Linked DNA regions of Homo sapiens: region 1 is linked to region 2. A link is a contact called in ENCODE Hi-C or POLR2A ChIA-PET data. All regions are on one chromosome and are shown on one strand. The core of a region is the stretch at or near the end of the contact, and the rest is flanking DNA. Distances in the headings are between cores, read along the strand shown.

What was found. Hi-C counts contacts between places; a loop is a spot of excess contacts on that map. ChIA-PET counts read pairs that join two places held with the same protein, here RNA polymerase II (POLR2A). Pooled maps may share reads with other maps.
Region 1: a loop to region 2 is called in a map of heart right ventricle, with 4 times the contacts of the local background. The contact joins two enhancer-like sites. A Hi-C loop is called at or near these places in 18 of 168 maps with a recorded cell type or tissue (Right ventricle myocardium inferior, ascending aorta, cardiac septum and 10 more), 5 of 37 single-sample maps with no recorded cell type and 15 of 50 pooled maps. POLR2A ChIA-PET finds 5 or more read pairs at or near these places in 1 of 52 experiments (BJ).

What each region holds. Positions count from the first base shown.
Region 1 is chr3:25,587,442-25,593,991 of GRCh38, reverse strand. It overlaps RARB (retinoic acid receptor beta), which reads right to left. Exons shown (of 8, transcript NM_000965.5): 6 at 285-489. Among named protein-coding and RNA genes, the nearest start is that of TOP2B, 74 kb to the left of the region's middle. Within about 2 kb of position 1,336, at least 12 of the 41 ENCODE cell types and tissues checked have a DNase peak (open chromatin) inside an H3K27ac peak, as active enhancers do; they include heart right ventricle, where a contact is called at or near this core.
Region 2 is chr3:25,043,910-25,050,303 of GRCh38, reverse strand. It overlaps a transcript of RARB not described here. Among named protein-coding and RNA genes, the nearest start is that of RARB-AS1, 340 kb to the left of the region's middle. Within about 2 kb of position 4,831, at least 4 of the 41 ENCODE cell types and tissues checked have a DNase peak (open chromatin) inside an H3K27ac peak, as active enhancers do; they include heart right ventricle, where a contact is called at or near this core.

The sequences.
Region 1 (6,550 bases), core at 87-2,586, 550 kb before region 2:
AATTCATTTTATAATAGTGTGATCCTGCCTTTAAGAAAAAAAATCTGTGGCAATTGGAGTAATAGCTTTTTGGGATTTCTTTCTGAGCAGAAGGATCCCAAATACCATTAGTTAATTTGTAACAACATGGAAAAATACAATGAAACCAGGCATGTATGCCTGGCTTTATTCACATGTTTTCCCATGTAAAACAACTCCAAAAGGGAAATGAGGAATTTTTCACAAATTACAAGTATAAACTGTTCTTCATGGAATTTCATGAGGCTTTTCTACATAGTTGGTACCTCCACAGATTAAGCAGATGGCACTGAGAAGGCCTGTTTCTGTGTCATCCATTTCCAAAGGCAGGAGCTGGTTGGCAAAGGTGAACACAAGGTCAGTCAGAGGACCAAATCCAGCATTGTGCATCTGAGTTCGATTTAGGGTAAGGCCGTCTGAGAAAGTCATGGTGTCTTGTTCTGGGGTATACCTGGTGCAAATTCTAAGAATCTGGAAGGAAAAAAAAATTGATGGATGTTCTAAGCCATCCTGTCCTGAAATCATCAATCAGATGTAAGCAGGAAATAACATGAAGATTTCCAAGGAGCTCTTGGGGCAGTCTGTCCCCCTTTCACATGTTGAATGTCTTCTTTAGCTCTTTCATTAAGAGACTACAGAAGTCAAAACCCAGGGGCTAAAGTTTTTTAGGAAACACTAAACAGGACATAAGAAATTTTGAGAAATATCTTTTTAAAAGTAATTCATTACTTGACTCAAATAAACATTTACTGAGTGCCTAATTATGTCCCAGGCACTGTGCCAGGTGCTGGAGATAAAAAAAAAAAAAGATGAATAAGATTCTATTTTTTAAGAGCTTACAGTCTGCAATAAATGACAATTTATTAAATGCATAGTATATATCAAGTTTTGTACATACCCTACATTCAATCTTTCAAACAGCTTGGTAAAGTGAATATTATTCTTATTTTACAAATGAAGGACTTAAGGCTCAGAAAGGTTAGGTGATGTGCCCAATGTCACATAGTTAACATGTAACTGAATCTGACTCAAACCCAAGTTAGGCTCTCTCTCCCATGATGCCTCTGATCACACGGTTACACAGGCAGCTGTAATACAAGGGACATGAGTGAAACCAGCAAGGTACTAGGGAGTTCAGAAAAAGGAAAGCTCAGAAATAGCCAGGAGGAAATCAAGGGCAGATCCATAAAGAGGTAGCATTTCAACCGAACCCTAAAGTGTAGGCAGGATTTCTACAGGCAAAAAGCCTGAGTCACTCTGCCAGAGTCTCCCAGTCCCACCCAGTGTATGCTTGACACATAACCCTGTTGGCCCCCTGGGGCGCTAGCTACTAAGGAGACTCTTGCTCACTGCCCTGTGCCTCTAGGCCTCACTCAGAGCAAAACAAACTAAAAATGCCTTGCTTCTGTAGATACTCAATCCTGGTTCATGTTTCCACTGCCCTATTAAGCCTAAATGCTGGTAAGGAGCTCCGTGCATTGCAGAGCACTTCCCCACCCAGAACCACATTTCTGCACCGACAATAAAGGGTCTCTGCTGACCAGGTTTCCATACTTGACTTTTCTCTCTGAAAAAGTTTCAGAGCTGCTTGAAGCACAGAGAGAAGTAAATCCCACCTGGACAAAAGTGAATAACTCAGGAGGTTGAAGAAGTTGAAAGTTTTTCCCAGATAATGGCATTCAATTTGACTGGGTATAGTCCTGTGAATGTCCACCTCAGTGTCAACCTACAGGAGGGCAGATGTGATCAGAAAGGCCTGCATTATTCCTGTTACACAGCCATGTGCAGAGAGGAGTGGCCTCTGAGGAAGACACAGGACCTCTACCTAGGAGGAGTAGTAAAGCCCTCTCCATCCTGCCCATATTCCCATCAGGTCTCCTAAAAGAAAAACTTCTGTCAAATCTCTCATCTTGTCAGGGAAACACTGGGGGTTTGGGACCAGGACACTTCCCATGGGGAAGACAGTCCTATCTGACTGGTGGTGGATCCACAAGAGCCTCAAACCCACTGGACCACATGAACCATGATGGGACAGTTGTACTGCAATGGTCACATGCTTTTGGGTTCTCTAAATCTCCAAGAAGGCAGTGACCTAGGAGCCAGCCTTCTCCCTACACAAAGGACTCCAGCGTGGATAAGGAGGAAGGCACCAGGACATCCTATAGAGTGAGGGTGCAGCAGCGCCTCTGTTGTATATATTTTTAAAAGTCTGACTTCAGTGTCTTATTGGTTAAAACTCCGAGAGGAAAACTGAATGAGTAAGCCCTCTTCATCCCTAACATACAGTAATAGCTAATGTTTTATTGATCACCTACCAGGTACCATACTAAACACTAGTATATTATTTCTCCTATCAACCCATGAATTGTTACTATTAGCTGGGGAAACAAATCTGAATAGCTTATGCTAGGTCACATAAGCTAGTAGAATGATTTGATTTCAGCTTTTTCTAGAACCCATGGTTTTAACCATTGCTCCACAGCTGCCTCATTTTCTCTCCACGCCAATAGTCAAACCTAGACACCTCTCTAAGGTTAGATAATCTTTAGCCCAGTACTGATTTCGATATCGGCCTTACTGGGCACTTTTGTGCAGCACATAACTGCATAACTATTCACGTTGGCCTGCCTGCTGTAGAGGGGTGCAGAGCTTGTGGCCTGGAAACAGAAACTTCGTTTTATATTGGGAGGGGTGGTAGAGAGATATCTAAATCAGGACATGTCCTCAAACTTCTTAATGTTCCTACTATATGATCAAGTGGCATAGTGAATTAGCAATTGATCATTAATGTGAGTAGTTCTCAAAACACTACCATGATCTCTCTTCATTTGATGGGTCGTTATTTTCACCTCCCAGATACTTGCCCAGGGGCCTTTCTGAGCTAGCCCAGCCATTTCCACTGGTTTCCCAACTGGTTGACCTGTTTCACTTCATCTTGGTAACTGATGGGGTATGAAGCCATTCCCAATGTCACAGCAGTAAGAAAACCCAGAGGTCATTGGGCATAAAGCCTCACATTTCCCCTGAAAGTGGGAAGTAAAGTGTGGTGCCCAAGGTCACACAAGCAATGGTGCTAGAGCCTAGAATACAGGCCTTCCAATCCCCAGCCTGATGTTCCTTCAACTACCTGGAGAAACATTAGGAAATACTGTCTGTGCAGGGAGTTATCAAGTGACAGTCAAAGTTAGCACTTTGGGAGGGCAAGGCGGATAGATCATCTGCAGTCAGGAACTCGAGACCAGCCTGGCCCACACGGTGAAATCTGTCCCTACCAAAAAGTACAAAAATTAGCCAGGCCTGGTGAAGCGCACCTGTAGTCCCATCTGCTGGGCAGGCTGAGGTTGGAGAATCTCTTGAACTGGGAGGGGGAGGTTGCAGTGAGCTGGGATCACGCCACTGCACTTCAGCCTGGGTGACAGAGTGAGACCCTGTCTCAACAACCACCACCACAACAACAAAGTTAGTATGCTCAATATTTATGGGCCCCAAATCCTGGGATACGTTTCTAGTCTGGAATCAAATGGGTACTAAATAAATCTTTGCAGCTTTAACATGCCGCCAAGAAATGAATGCATGAGATCTGTCCCCTGCAAAAAATGAAAGAATCCAGAGATTTGTCGGAAAGGAACAAAAGACCAGGATTTAGGACATTGCAAATTGCCAATAACTCACTTAGAAATCCATATCCAAACTGCAGCCCTCAAATGTTTCTAACTATTCTATTCGAAAAGGTTTTCTTCCTCAAAAGTTAGAATGTATTTGGATTCTGATGAGTCATTTAAACTATGTTCTGTTGCCTCTCTTCCTAGAAAGTTCAAAGCCGAAACCAAGTACAACTGGTACATCCAGAGAGGGAACGCACATGGCCTGAGAAGGAAGACTGCTCAATGTCTTCTTTTATCTGAGGAGCCTCCCTTCCCTGCCCCGGCCCCAGCCTGAAACAGGATGGCCCCCATGTGAAACAGGCATCCTTCTCACTGCTTCCGGCTGGTTCTGTCTCTGGAGAGAACCCAAGTCGTTTCATTTTGTCACACTAAAATCAAATGCCAGTGGCAACCACCAAGTACTTCTCCAGGATTAAAACACTCTTTGTTTGAAAGGAAGGCATCTTATCTGGAAAGACCGGCATGCAGGCCCCACGAGATGGGTAAAAATAGCCTAGGCCAGGCTGTCTCACCAACCAAAGCAGGGCCCTGTTGGACAACACAAAGCTCCAGTTGATGGTCAAAGTTGATCCTCCTCAGGGCAAAAAGAGCCTTCTCTTCTTGCCATCAGCAAAGACAACTGTGCATCTCTCTATTGCTTTTGATGGGAGTGTGTGTTCAGTGTGTGTCCTGGGGGAGGCCCACTTGTTAATGGAACCCTGGAAGAATCTGATGATGTGGGACCCCAGAGGCAGAGCCAGGGACTTGTCCACCAAGCTGCCATCACCTCTCTTACGGTGAGGGCCTCTGAAGTGATCCTTCATTTCTATTCCTGCTCGAGTACTATGCGGTCAATCCACAGCAGCCAGAGCATGTTGTCCAAAATGTTCATCAGAGGAGAAAACTCCTCAAATGGCTTCTAGTCACCTTCAGAATAAAATCCAAACTTCTTTCTGTGGCCTCAGTGGCCTCTCCCTACCTTGCCAACTTTAACTACTCCTCCTTTCCTTTGCTCATGAACTTCTGGCCATCTTGGTCTTCTTTGTGAAGCTTCGATGACTCACTGCTGAGGCAAAGTGTTTGCACTTGCTTTTCCCTCTGGCTTCAGTGCTTTTCCCTGATCTTCACATGGCTCTTTTCTCAGAGTTCAGCTTAAATGTCACCTCCTCTAAAGCCTCAGTGAAAATGCTTCCTAAAACCCATTATTTTCTATCCCACCACCCTTTTGGTTTTTGGAATAAGAAATAACATTGTTTTAAAACTGAGGTATAACGTGTGGTGGTTTAAAAATATGTGTGCAAATTCTTTGATCCTACTCCCTTTAAGGGGTGGAGCTTAATTCCTCTCCCCTTGAGTGTGGCCTGGACTTAATGATTTGCTTTTAACAAATAGAATATGGTGAAAGTGATGGTGTGTGACTTCTGAAACTAGGTCACAAAAAGCATTGTCACTTCCTTCTTGCTTGCTGTCTCTTGAATCTCTTGCTCTGGGGAAGCTAGCTGACATTTCAAGAGGACAGTTAACCAGCCCCACGGACAGGTCCACAGAGGAAGAAACTGAGTCCTCCCATCAATAACCAGCACTAAATTCCTAGACAAATGTGATGAGCGATTGTGGAGGCGGAGAGCTTCCAGCCTCTGGAATTCTTTAGATGACTGCAGCTCTGGCCGGGGTCTTGATTGCTATTTCATGACAGATACCGAGCCAGAACCACCCAATGAAGTCAGTACCAGATTCCTGACCCACTGTGACTACGGGAGATAATAATGCTTATGTTTTAAGCTGCTAAGTTTTGTGGTATTTTGTTACACTGCAATAGATAATGAATATAGCACACATGCCTGGAGCTGCACACAAATCTCGAGTACAGCTTAAGGCATTCTCCCTAACCATGTATCTGTGCAACTACTACCTAGATCAAGATATGAATATTTCCAGCACCTACCGGCTCCTTTGACTTCTCCTAATCAAACCTCTTCCTCAGAAGTAACCATTATTTGACCTATATTCCTACAAGTTAGTTTTGCAAGTTCTTGAACTTCAGATCAATGGAATCATACAGAATATTCTCTTTTGTGTCCGCTTTTATTCACTCAATATTCTCTGTGTGATTCACCCATATGAGTGTACACAGCAATAGTTCATTCTTTTTCACTGCTGTGTAGTATTTCACAATGCAAACCACCACCCTGTTTTCTTTTCTTCATAGCAGTTGTCACCATCTGAGTTTCCTGGCCTATCTCCCTTCTAGAATATGAGCTCTGAGAATGAGACCGCTCTTTACCTGTCTTGCTCTCTGTTGTGTCTTTAATATCTAGAACAATGTCCTCCATACAGCAGGTGGTTAATGAATATTTATTGAATGAATAAACTGAATTCCTTCATCAGACTCTCTTCTATCTTGTAAACCTCAGAGGGAGGCATCAAGGGGTTGCCCAGTTTTCAGGCAAAGGAGAAAGCTCAGGTTGCTCAACCATCTTGGTCACTCTACACTGATTGTGTTTGGCAACATGTGGGCAGATCCTGATCTGATTCGACAATTTATCCCCATATGCCTGTGGGAATGTTTAGGTAGTGATACTAGTAACAATGTTTAAGTGGTGATACTAATAACAAAGACACACGCAGCGCATATAGTGCCTGTTGTGATGAGCTCATGGGAACAAAATGTTTTCCCCAATGGGACCTGTAGCCAGCCTGCCTTAACCGAGGAGAAAATACAGATGTTAGAAGCAGCAGGAGTTCCTTGTTACCGTTACTGTCTCTGTTTTGCAGACCAGTACTCTAGCAGCCATTGTTTTGCAATGTTAAGAGAAATAGATGGAATTATTTTAATAATCTATTTTAACTTAAGATATCCAAATTATTTTTGTTTCAACATGTAATCA
Region 2 (6,394 bases), core at 3,582-6,081:
ATCTGCTTGAAAGCAGCTCACCTTGACATAGTAAATGTGCCCTCTAGACTCTTTCCACAGCCACAGCCTGGGAGTCAAGGAGAAGCACAGATTTTTAGGTTTGACCGTTGCATAGTCATTTCAATATACAATCTTCTGTGTTGTCACACAAAACTCCAAGCCCAGAAACTTGTCACATTCATACAAGCTTGGCATATGCTTTTCCACGTTTCCAAAATACCCTTCCTCACCCACCTAGAAAACTCAGCCTTTAAAATCCGGATTAAATACCCTTTCCTTCTATTAAACTTTTCCTCCCAAAATTGTTAATAGTATCATCTTCCTAGGTGTAATAGTGCTCACCACATCACTAACAACAAACTACCCGTCTACGTGTCTTTCCCTTTACTAGACTTTGAGGTCCATGAGAGAACTATATTTTGCTTTTTATTCACAATGCCAAAAATACGTATCAAACAAATAAACAGTTTCAGTACACTGGGCAGTTTCAAGTGATTAACTGAAATGCTGATGAAATTTGCAGGGAATCATCCATAGTTAACACATCAGTTTGGATTAGTTGTATCTTCAAACAAATGTGAAGATGCTGAGCTAAAATAATATCCTTAATTTTTTAATTTTATTTTTTCATGTATTCTCTTTATATCGCTATTCAGAAGTCTGACACCAATAGGATGCTTTAATTTTTAACACTACATAAAAAGCATGTGGTATAGACATATACATCTACAGAGGTAAAATATTCAAAGTGTGCATTCCTGCCTTTATGAATCTCACAGCCTATTCCAGTAAGTCTCCCACCCTTTTCATGACAAGGACCTCAACTGGAAAAAGAATAGTCAAAGTGATGTAAATAAGCAAGGATAATTTGCCAGGCAAAAGCATACATATTCTACCATATTCAATGCTGAAATTCCTAGAACCCTAAATCGATACTTGGCAAACTTTTGACAATTCTGAGTCAAGTCACGTGAATGCTAGAGTCTGTAGGAGCAGAAGACAAATTTCTTCAGATTTGGCAGAGGGACCTTTTTCTTGATGAGCTTCAGCCTGCCTTTTGAAGCCTATTTCCTTTCTCCCAGTTCCTTAGTTCTTCCACAGGCATCCCTAAAATGTCTCACTGCTTCTATTGAGATACTTCGACCTAGCCTAATCCACAAAACTTCTCCAAATCAGCTGAAAACTATGGTTCATCTTTCTGTATCAGGGGCAATTATATAATTTACTGAAATAAAATTAAAAGTGGTCTTGGAGCTGGGCGCGGTGGCTCACGCCTGTAAGCCCAGCACTCTGGGAGGCCGAGGCAGGTGGATCACAAGGTCAGGAGATCGAGACCATCCTGGCTAACACGGTGAAACCCCGTCTCTACTAAAAATACAAAAAGTTAGCCGGGCACAGTGGCGGGCGCTAGTCCCAGCTACTGGGGAGGCTGAGGCAGGAGAATGGCGAGAACCCGGGAGGCGGAGCTTGCAGTGAGCCGAGATCGCGCCACTGCACTCCAGCCTGGGCAACAGAGCGAGACTCCGTCTCAAAAAAAAAAAAAAAAAAAAAGTGGGCTTAATTTCTTTCTCTGCAGAAATATGCCGTTTTTAATCCCCTAAAATTATGGAAGTGTGGCCAGATGAACCCTAGCAATCAGATAAAGACCAAAGAAATCTGAAATTAAGTGCTTTTGGCCAGAGAAACCACTAATTTTCTGCCATCACAAAAAGTAATCAGTATACACAGAATGTCCCAGAAATGTAGACACAATTATAAATATTTTTAGAAAACAACTTGAGTGAAGATGTATAAGCAAACCTGTATAATGAAATAAGCCCTTGACAGAATAATATACTCCTTCAAAACAGGACAACATTTTGCATTTATTAACATGTATTCATATAGGAAAGTTGTGTGTACTTAATTAAGATATCATATATTGGATGGGGGTCAGAAGAGTGCTTTACACAAAACATAAATCAAGGTATAGCTATTTAGATCAACCAAGTAGGAAATCCAGATTGGTAACTTAGATGGCCCAAATCACCAAGTTAACCATTTTTCAATCCAGTGCTTTTCACTAAGTAGATAATATATATACTAAATGAAGAGATGAAATGAGCAATTATCCTGTGTATGAGTCTGTTCTCAAACTGCCAATAAAGACATACCTGAGAATGGGTAATTTACATAAAAAAGAGGTTTATAGTGGACTCACAGTTCAGCATGGCTGGAGAGGCCTCACAATTATGGCAGAAGGCAAAAAAGAAGCAAAGGCACATCTTACATGGCGGCAGGTGAGAGAGCTTGTGCAGGGGAACTCCCATTTATGAAACCATCAGATCTCATGAGACTTATTCACTACCATGAGAACTGTGTAGGAGAAACCACCCCCATGATTCAATTATCTCTACTTTGTCCTGCCCTTTACAGGTGGGGATTATTACAATTCAAGGTGTGAGATTTGGGTGGGGACACAGAAAACCATATCATCCTGCTGCTCTGTACAAGCAAAACCACCTGCATAATTCAGGTGAGAAATGCAGATAGACAGTATGGTACAGTGGGAAGACTAGGTGTTGGAATTCAAAGGACTTAGGTTCAAATTTGTTGAGCCTCTCTGTTTACTTATTTGCAAAAACAGGGAAAACAAAAGACCTACTGTATTGAGTGATTGAGAGAGAGCACTTAGCATAGGCTAAATAGATAGTGGTGATTACTCCAAAATATGCTACTGCCCTTCATTTCCCCATGTACACAATGGCCTCTAGTTACTATGCAACACCGTGTTCCTTGACATTTGCTATGACATCCAATATAGTAGATGTAGAGTCTGAGTGAATCCTTTAAAAACTCCTTTTCTTTTTCACAGGTTTCTTTTACATAAACATTTTTTTTAATGAATCCCCCAGCTTTTCCTTATGGATTGTGCCCCTGACCTAATTACATAAGTACCTGATGGGCTGGAACGCTTCCAAAAGGGCCTCTTAGGAAAAACAATCTGAAGGGTTTTTTTCTCTTTCTTTTGTAATTACATAATTACTCAGCTGACTAATATGAGTCACCATTTGCCATTCTAATCTCCCAGGCACAAAATAGTTTTATTATTTTCCTTGGAATTACCTAATTACCCAATGGATAGCAATAACTCCTGGGCTCTTTTCTGTAAGTAATCTGTAAAGCTCAAGACAAATTCCTCCAGAAGTCTTTGCAAATGGAAGAGAATTTAGAATAATATTATCATTTGCCACATGAGACACTGGAGCTCTTAGTGACAAGGGTGGTCCAATGATACACCACAAATAAATTTGAAGAAAAATTTAAGACTCTGGGCACAGGATAAAATATAGAGGCACATTCTCCCTGCTATGTTCTAGGAAATAAGTGTTCCTGAGCCAAAACAGCAGTGGCTGAGTGCACATCTCTTAAAAAATTAGCAAGCACTCCCAACACACGTGTATTAACTTATAAATTATATGCACCTACTATAGTTTACTCATATATTAACTATTAGTCAAGCTTAATATTTTAATAAAATCTACTAACTAATATAAATTATCAATTATAGGCCAGGAGTGGTGGTTCATGCCTGTAATGCCAGCATTTTGGGAGGCCGAGGTGGGAGGATCACTTGAGGACAGGAGTTTGAAACCAGCCTGACCAACATGGTGAAACCCCGTCTCTATCAAAAAATACAAAAATTAGCTGAGCATGGTGGTGTGTGCCTGCAATCCCAGCTACTCAGGGAGGCTAAGGTGGGAGAATCACTTGAACCCAGGAGTAGAGGCTGCAGTGAGCCAAGATCACACCACTGCTCTCCAGCCTGGGTGACAGAGTGAGACCCTGTCTCAAAAATAAAAAAATTATAATATTTTTTATACCCCAATAGAAGCCTAGGATATCTTGTCTTAAAGAGTGCTGCCTTCCAGAATATCAAAGTCTTCAATAGATCTTAAAATTGCTCTATGAATGACCTGTAGTTTCTCAGTCTCTATTCACTTAGGGAATAACTTAGGAGACTGACTATTTTGATCCTTTTCTGCAGTTTTTCAAAGGCATATGCAAGAAAATTACACAAGCCTTTGAGCTTATCAGTCTACCCCAGCATATTTTCTAGGGGGTGCTCAGGCCAACAGGCCCAGCGGTTTTTTTCTCCATGCCTTTCTTGACCTCATTTTCTTTCCCTAATTTCCCATTCAACCCCAGAAATGGTGGGTTTGCAAAAGCCTCTTTCTGATCTAGGACCAAAAGAGCCGGGCAGACTACATGATTTACAAAGCCAACATGTTGGCCTATGCCCTGGGTATGACAGATTTCTAATAAAAAGGAACATATTTATCCAAGCTATTGAAAAGCCAGGTCTAATGAATATTAAATCTGATCAAACCATTTTCCTATGTATAATAAAATACTAAGTCATGTTGTGATTTAACTGTATTTACAACTGTCCTCTTTAGTTTACATTCATTAAAACATTTTAAGAAAAAGGCTACATTAAATTTTATTTTGGAACTAATAAAAATATTAAACCTTAAGAAGTTCTGAAGCTTTGCTAAGGCAGCTGAACTTAATATGCTTGTAATTTCCCTAAGTAACAGATTCAATTCCTTAACAATGAATTTTGTATTCCACAGACTCATAGCTTACATTTTTTAAAAGGTTCATGAGGCATTAGAAAATATAAATCTGAAAAAAACTGTTCAGTCATGTCTCATTGTTCTGGTACACAAACCAACTCACACACTGTAGTAGAAGTAGCAACACTGAAGTCGTTTTGACAGTTGAACACAAACAGAGGCCCCAAACAATGAACACACAGAAACAGGACACTCCTCTGGAGGGAGGGAGCTCTGGCTTTGAATGTCAGGAAGGGAGCCAACAGGCTGTCCATTTACTTAAACCTCTCAGATACAAAGAGTTACCTCGCTTTCTCTCTCGGAAGGGCCTCCTGATAAACCCCCCTCCTGTCTCACTGCAGAACCCCAGTCTTCCTCAACTCTGTTAATTAGGGGAGAGAAGAAAGGGAGAGGGAAACCAGAAAGCTCACTGACCTATCTATAAATGCACAACATTTCGGTCTCTCCTCCTGGCTCAGAGGTTTAAGACTCTCCTTTCTCCATCAAACACCCAGGAAAGTTGCTTTTGCAAGAAGGCACTGTACTTTTGCTATTCCAGCTGTTAGGCCAGTCATTTCCTAGAAACAGACCTGACATCTTCCGCTCCTCTCAAACCTCCTGATGCCACTGAAATAACCAAACTAAACTTTTTAGGTTTTCGAAACTTGTCTTTCAGAAGTCATTGGTCATAGTCCATTCCTCCAAGTAGAACAAAAAAATGCCGGGAGGACTTTGATTGTAAGGTTCATGATTCCCCCTTCAAACTATAAACTGTCAGATATAAACAGGGCATTCACTGAGAACAATGGAGATTAATAAAGAGAGACAGGACTGCTGTCTGGGGGAAAGAATGGTTCAAAGATTCCAGTACTGGCCTTCTATAGTCAGTTGGCTATTTTATCCTGTAGGTCCTAATGCTGCTAGGAAGAAGTTCTATTTGGTTGTGGAATCTTTCAGTAATATTAGAAAGATACTTACTTAAATTAACTATTCATTCCATCTACAAAAAGTTGAATATCTTCCATTTTCCAGACAGTATTTGCAGGGAACAAGAGAGACACATTCATTTACTTCCCTAGAAATATTTCAAGTATTTATTATAAGCCAGGCATGTGCCGGCCATGTACCACGACTCCTAGCACATGGAACCTTGAACACCAATCCCAGGCTGATTACTACGACAAGGTCTGATAAGTGAGAACTCGAGGATTTGTTTTTTTTAGCCCTAAATATATATAAAAATAGACTTCCTTCTTTCCTTCCTTTCTTCCTCTCAACAATTTAACACATATTAATGAAGGGTCTGGATACATTTGGTAGAGTGCTAGGCGCTGAAGATACAACAGTAGGCAGACTCAGATACAGTTCCTGCCTGTCATTTTAAAAAGTTGACACAAGGCCAATTTCTCATGTTTTGCCCAGCTAGGGAATAAGATATTAATGTCAGAATCACACATACATCAAATGTTGCAGCTGTCATTAGTCCTTGAAGGTGAGAAAGGAAAATGTGAGGCATTTAACATAATTTTGTTCAAAAAAGAGGGAAGAGTCTATTAAGAATTGACTAAAAGGGTTTTGCTGTTTAAAATTCTTCCCTGAACTTGTTTACCTTCTGTTGATTCATTTTCATTTACTTTGAAGGTAGTATCAGTGGACTGAAACTCTAATTAAAAAAAAAATGGGAAAACCTGAGAGGTCTGCAGAGCCTCAATCCACCAGTCAGGAGGACTTGCACTCCATATCCACACACACATGCTTTCTATTAAAACCATTGAGAGGTACTTCTGAATAGCATC